Linked DNA regions of Homo sapiens: region 1 is linked to region 2. A link is a loop called in an ENCODE intact Hi-C map of the cell type or tissue named here. Cell type or tissue: PC-3. All regions are shown on one strand. Links, peaks and the distances in the headings refer to the core of each region. The heading gives the core; the rest is flanking DNA. Region 1 has its middle 14 kb from the start of SERPINH1. Region 2 has its middle 20 kb from the start of MOGAT2.

What was found. A loop is a pair of places that touch in the nucleus more often than their neighbours do. Peaks named below come from ENCODE experiments on the same cell type or tissue, not always from the same donor. Only the 100,000 strongest peaks of a DNase experiment are listed, where the experiment ranks them.
Region 1: a loop joins it to region 2, with 2.8 times the contacts of the local background. A loop is called at or near these places in 29 of 110 quality-filtered maps.

What each region holds. Positions count from the first base shown.
Region 1 is chr11:75,546,382-75,549,295 of GRCh38, forward strand. No RefSeq gene overlaps it. Among named protein-coding and RNA genes, the nearest start is that of SERPINH1, 14 kb to the right of the region's middle. In PC-3, for the core only: CTCF peaks have their summits at 1,342 (motif pointing right) and 1,548; a DNase peak (open chromatin) is centred at 1,380.
Region 2 is chr11:75,696,846-75,699,759 of GRCh38, forward strand. No RefSeq gene overlaps it. Among named protein-coding and RNA genes, the nearest start is that of MOGAT2, 20 kb to the right of the region's middle. In PC-3, for the core only: no CTCF peak of the experiment used is centred there; a DNase peak (open chromatin) is centred at 1,266.

The DNA.
Region 1 (2,914 bases), core at 269-2,768, 150 kb before region 2:
GAGGAGAATTACTTTGCAGAATACAAGACATAATGAGGAAAAGCATCTACTTCAGTGCTCTGTAATGGTAGCCACTGGTTATCATAAAAGCAGTGGTGGCCAGGCGTGGTGGCTCACGCCTGTAATCCTAGCACTTTGGGAGGCCGAGGCGGGTGGATCACTTGAGGTCAGGAGTTCGAGACCACCCTGGGCAACTGGTGAAACCCTGTCTCTATTAAAAATACAAAAATTAGCCGGGTGTTGTGGAACACACCTGTAATCCCAGCTACTTGGGAGGCTAAGGCAGGATAATTGGTTGAATCCAGGAGTTGGAGGTTGCAGTGAGCTGTGATTGCACCACTGTACTCCTGCCTGGGTGACAGAGGGAGACTGTCTCAAAAAAAAAATTAAAAAAATAAATAAAAGTGGGAAGGAGACATCCAGAGAAAAGTTTGGGGGCAGGAGGGTGGCATATGGGCAGACATTTTCGGAACTTCACCGTCCTGTGTGGAAGGTGGCATAGAAGGGGTGAGAACAGAGGCAGCAAGATAGTGAGGAGACAGGAGCCACAATCGGAGAAGGATGAAGGTTTGACCCACCTGGGAAGGGAACCCCCAGCACGTGGCAGAGGGAGGAGCTGAGAATCCTTAGAGGCACATCTCTAAGGTGCCAGAGGTCCCACTCCGCCTGCCTTTGAGCTCCGGATCCTGAATGCCCCCAGGGAGGCTTTGTAAAGATCCTTCCTAGGACTGGCTACATTTTGCAGGACCCATTGCCAAATGAAAATGCAGGGCTCCTAGTAAAAAAGATTACTAAGAATTTCAAGATGGCGACAGCAGAGTACTGAAATAAGAACAGGGTTCTTTGCACAGGGCTGCTGATACAGAAAGAGAACATAGGACATCCAGTTAAAGTTGAATTTCACATAAACAATGAATTTTTTATTTTTATTTTTTAGTTTGTCTGTCTTGTGCAATACTTGCAATAACATGTTTCTGTTGATCTGAAATTCAAATTTAACTGGGAATCCTGTATTGTACCTGGCAACTCCACCAGGTGGGTCCTGTTTCCTCCCTTAACTGGAGCTCCTGGGAGTGGTTCAGGCTTAGGGTTCTTCCAGGATAATGGTTTTCAAACTTCAGCCTGCATCAGAAACATCTGGAGGGCTTGGTAAAATCCAGATTGCTTCCCCCCAGCCAGAGTTTCTGATTCATGCCTAGAGTACAGCCCAAGAATTTTCATTTCTGACAGGTACCAAGGTGATGCTGATACAATTGGTCCTGGGACCACACTCTGAGAACCACTGCTGGGGTACATCACCCTAGGAAGCCCCTCAAAGAGATAGAAAATCATAGTGACCCAAAACGGACACCAGAGGGCAGAAGCGCCCACTGGTCAGGCTATAGGACCTGCCCACTGGCCTGGGGCTGGGCTTACACCTTTGCTGAACATTTGTTCTGTGCCTGACCACGTCCAGGGCCCTGGAGCAGACAAAGAAAGACGTGGGTCAGCATTAGTCTCTGCCCTGAGGGGCTCAGGGTGTGGAAAGGGAGACAGATGTACGAAGTGAGAATTACAATTGGTGCTGAGATGGGGGAAGCACAGGCTGTGGGAGCCCAGGGGAGGCTGGGGGTGGTCAGGGCCCGCTTCCTGTAGGAGCCTGAACAGAGGGTAGGAGCCATCCATACCGGGAGAAGGGGAGGAGGGGCTTTCTGGGCATAAGAATACACAAGTACAAGGGCGCACACTGGACAGTGCCAGGGACTGCTTGAGGAGGAGTGCAGAGGTAGAGGACAGAATCGGTGGGCGGGTAGCCTGGTGAGGCTGGGGCTTGGCAGATCCTGAGGGTCTCAGGGAGCCCCAGGAGGGTTTTAACTAGATGGTGTGTTAGAATGAAGAGTGTCTGGGAAGAGATACCAGAGGCAGGGAGGCCTAGTGAGCAGGAGGGTGCAGTGGTCAAGGGAGGAGGTGACCAGGGGATGCAAGGGTGGCCCAGTCTCTCTCATCTGTTCCTTCATTCCTCCATTCATTGCACGTGTGTATGGAGCAACTTCTCTGAGCCAGGCCCTGGGTTGGGTGCTGGCTGCCGGCTGCTGGGACTTGGCATTGATGAAGACAGTTCCTGGCTTATGTGGAGAGCTCACATTTTAACTGAGAAGACCACCATCCAACAGCCAACCTCACAGTGAGCCAGCTAGTTACAGTTGTGGTCCCTGAGGGATGGGTACCAGAGATATCAAGGGAGCCACATGGCAGGGTCTGGGCAGAGTTGGGGTTAGGGTGGGGGTAGGAGGCATCTCTCAAGAGAGACCCTGACCTGGGCATCCTGACCTAGCGAACAGATGCCTCATTCAGCCCTACCCTGGTGCCTCCGTGCCGCAGCCCAGAGCTAACAATATGGCCATTGACAGCTCCTGCCACTGCCTGAGGTCTAGCTTTGCTGCCCCCATCCATCCTTAGCCACACAATCCTGGCCTTCAGTGGGGAAGAAAGAGCAGGATTATACTCAGGTACTAGGGACTGGGCCCACCCCTCCACCAGAGTCAGCCTGGCCCCAGCCCAGGTGAGTGCCCAGCCAGGCACCTTCCTCAAATGTCCAGTGCTCTTGCTCTAAGCATGTGAAGAGTCCGGCAGCTAGAAGCAGAAGGATGCAGGAGATGACCTGAAATGCCAAGGGGATGCCGTAGACTCGCAGGGCTCCTGGACGCACACTGTAGAACATTTGTCCATAGAGATGGGATTGGCCTCACGAATGACATAGATGCAAATCAAGCTAACTGGAGCATTACTTCTAGAAGGCTGACCTTCTTGCTATTCCTAGAGCATGCCTAGTTCATTCTAACTGTGGGGCCTTTGCCCATGCAGCTCCCTCTGCTTGGGATCCCCTCCTCCCACCATAAAGGTCTCCCTCCTCCTTTGGTCGGAGGAAGAATGG
Region 2 (2,914 bases), core at 273-2,772:
CCATATTATGGCTTTAATTTGTATTTCCCTGATGTCTAGTGATGTTAATATATTTTCAGTGCTTGTTTTATTTTACTTTTTTTGTTTTTTTTTTAATTTATTATTTTCATAAAGATGGCGTCCTGCCATGTTGGCCAGGCTGGTCTTGAACTCCTGGTCTCAAGCAATCCTCCTGCTTTAGCCTCCCAAAGCTCTGGGATTACAGGTGTTTGCCACCATGCCCAGCCTCAGTGCTTCTTTTACATATTTAAAAATTACATTTATCATTTTAATTGTAATCATAAACAACATGGTTATTAAAATTTTTGCATGTATTGATCTCCATTTAGCAACTATACTAAACTTCCTAGTTTTAGTAGTTCATAGGTTATCTTGAATGGCTTGTTCACATAATGACAATTTTGCCTCCTTTCTCATTTTTATACCTCTCATTTCTTTCTCTTATTCAATTGTTCCTCTTATATCTCTAGAATAATTTTTCTGACTTTAATGGAAGTGTTTCCAGTATCTCACCATTAAGCATAATGTTGACTTTTGGCATAAAATATTTAGAAACTGTACATCTACTGTTATTTGACTAAAAAAGTGTTTTAAAAATCAAGAATTAATGAATTTATCAAATACCTTTCAGTCTTTTTAGAGATGATCATGCCTTTTCCACTTTAATATTAAATTATTCTTGCCTTTTTGGTATAATATCAATTTGGTTGTGATGTGTTGTTCTTTCAATGTGCTTCAGAATTCTACTTACTAAGATGTTAAAGATTTTTTGCATTAATTTCATAAATAAGCTTGGTCTGCCCATTTCTTTGTACTGCACCTTGTTAGAATGGCCAACAGTATCACAATGACTATATTTATTCATTTATTAAAGAAAGGTCTTGCTTTGTCACCTAACCTGGAGTGTAGTGGCACAATCATGGCTCACTGCAGCCTCGACCTCCTGGACTCAAGCCATCCTCCCACCTCAGCCTCCCAAGTAGCTGGGACTACTGGCATCCACCATCACACCCAGCATTTTTTTTTTACTTTTTGTAGAGACAGGGACTCATCATGTTCCCCAGGCTGGTCTCAAACTCTTGGCCTCAAGGGATCCCCCCACCTTGCCTTCCCAAAGTGTTGGGATTACAGGTGTGAGCCACCATGCCTAGCCATGATGACTTCATAAAAAGCGTGTGGATGCTTACATTCTCTGTGCTCTGTAACGGTGCAAATGGAATTGGAGTTATCTCTTTACTACTGCCTTGACATAACTCACCTATGAATCATCTGCACCTGGGGCTTTTGGGGAGTAGCTTGTTGCCTACTTGCCAGAGAGATCATGTCATTCCCATTTTAAGACTCTTCAGTAGCTTCCCACTGCTCCTAGAATAAAATCTGTACTCCTTCCCAGGGCCTTCAAGGCCCTGCATAACCTTGCACAGGTCTATGAAACACCTCCTCCCCTGTAGTCTCCCACTGTTCACTGCCCTCCAGTCATACAGCTGCCTTTCTGGTCCTGAAACACATCAGGCGCTTCCCAGCCCAGGGACCTTTGAACTTGCTGGTTCTTCTGCCTGGAATGCACTTCTTTCAGCTCTTTACTTGACTGGTGTATTCTGTCCTTCAGGTGTTGCTTCATATCAGTTTTTCAAACAAGCCCTGCTTACCCCTCTTATCTGGTATGAGATCTGTTGTCTTTCATCACACTCTTTCCTTAATGTATCACTGATTACGCTCTATAATTATCTTGTTTATTTTTTACTTGCTTATTGTTTGATATCCCACTTTCCAACCCACTGTTGACTGCAAATTCCTTTGGGGGAATCCCCCAGGATTTTGCCCGTCTTACTTACTCGTTTTTTATTCCCCAGAACTGTGTTTGGCACATAGCAGATAGCAAAAAAAGAAAAGAAAAAGAAAAACAAACTAAAAACGTTGACAGAATGAATCAATCAAAGAACCCATGCAGGAGGGCACTGGGAGGAATAACAGTACTGTACCATTGGCAGAAAAGAGATAAGCAGGAATTAGCTAGGGTGGGGTTCAGGTTTGCACAGGTTTAGTTTCAGATGACAGCAGAGGAGCCAAGTAGAAGCTTCTGATAGACATTTGGAGATATAGGGATGGAGGGAAATGAAGAGGGTTAGGAATGTAGATTTTAGAGCGATCCTTAACCATCAATTAATGTCTTATTCACCCTTCCACTCTTCTATCAATGCATCTGTCTTTTCATCCACCTATGCATGCATCTGTTCACTGATTCATCCCATAAACTTTTGAGTAAATCATGAGCCAAGCCCTGGACCTCAGGGATGCGGTGACCAATAGACAGTCTTGGCCATCAAGACTACACATCTGGAGGGAATGGGAGGGGAGTACTAGACGTAAATTTAAATAGATTGTAGTAAGTAGTGCTATGGGGGAGCCACAAGTGCATCACAGAGGTTATAGTTGAAAACATGTACGTGAAAACAGAAGACAATCTTGAGGGCATGCCAAAAATTAGGCAGCACTGGACAGGAGAAACTGACAAGGGCTGACAAGCAAAGGAAAAAGTAGATCATGATGATAAAAGGAAAAACAGAAGAAAAATTATCTTTTTTTTTGAGACAGAGTCTCGCTCTGTCACCCAGGATGGAGTGCAGTGGTGCAATCTCAGCTCACTGCAACCTCTGTCTCCCTGGTTCAAGCGATTCTCCTGCCTCAGCCTCCTGAGTAGCTGGGATTACAGGTGCATGCCACCATGCCTGGCTAGTGTTTGTATTTTTATTAGAGACGGGGTTTCACCATGTTGGTCAGGCTGGTGTCAAACTCCTGACCTTGTGATCCGCCTGCTCGGCCTCCCAAAGTGCTGGGATTACAGATGTGAGCTACCGTGCCTGGCCAGAAATTATCTTACAGTAGGAAAAACCTGGGCTTTAGAGTCAGAGTG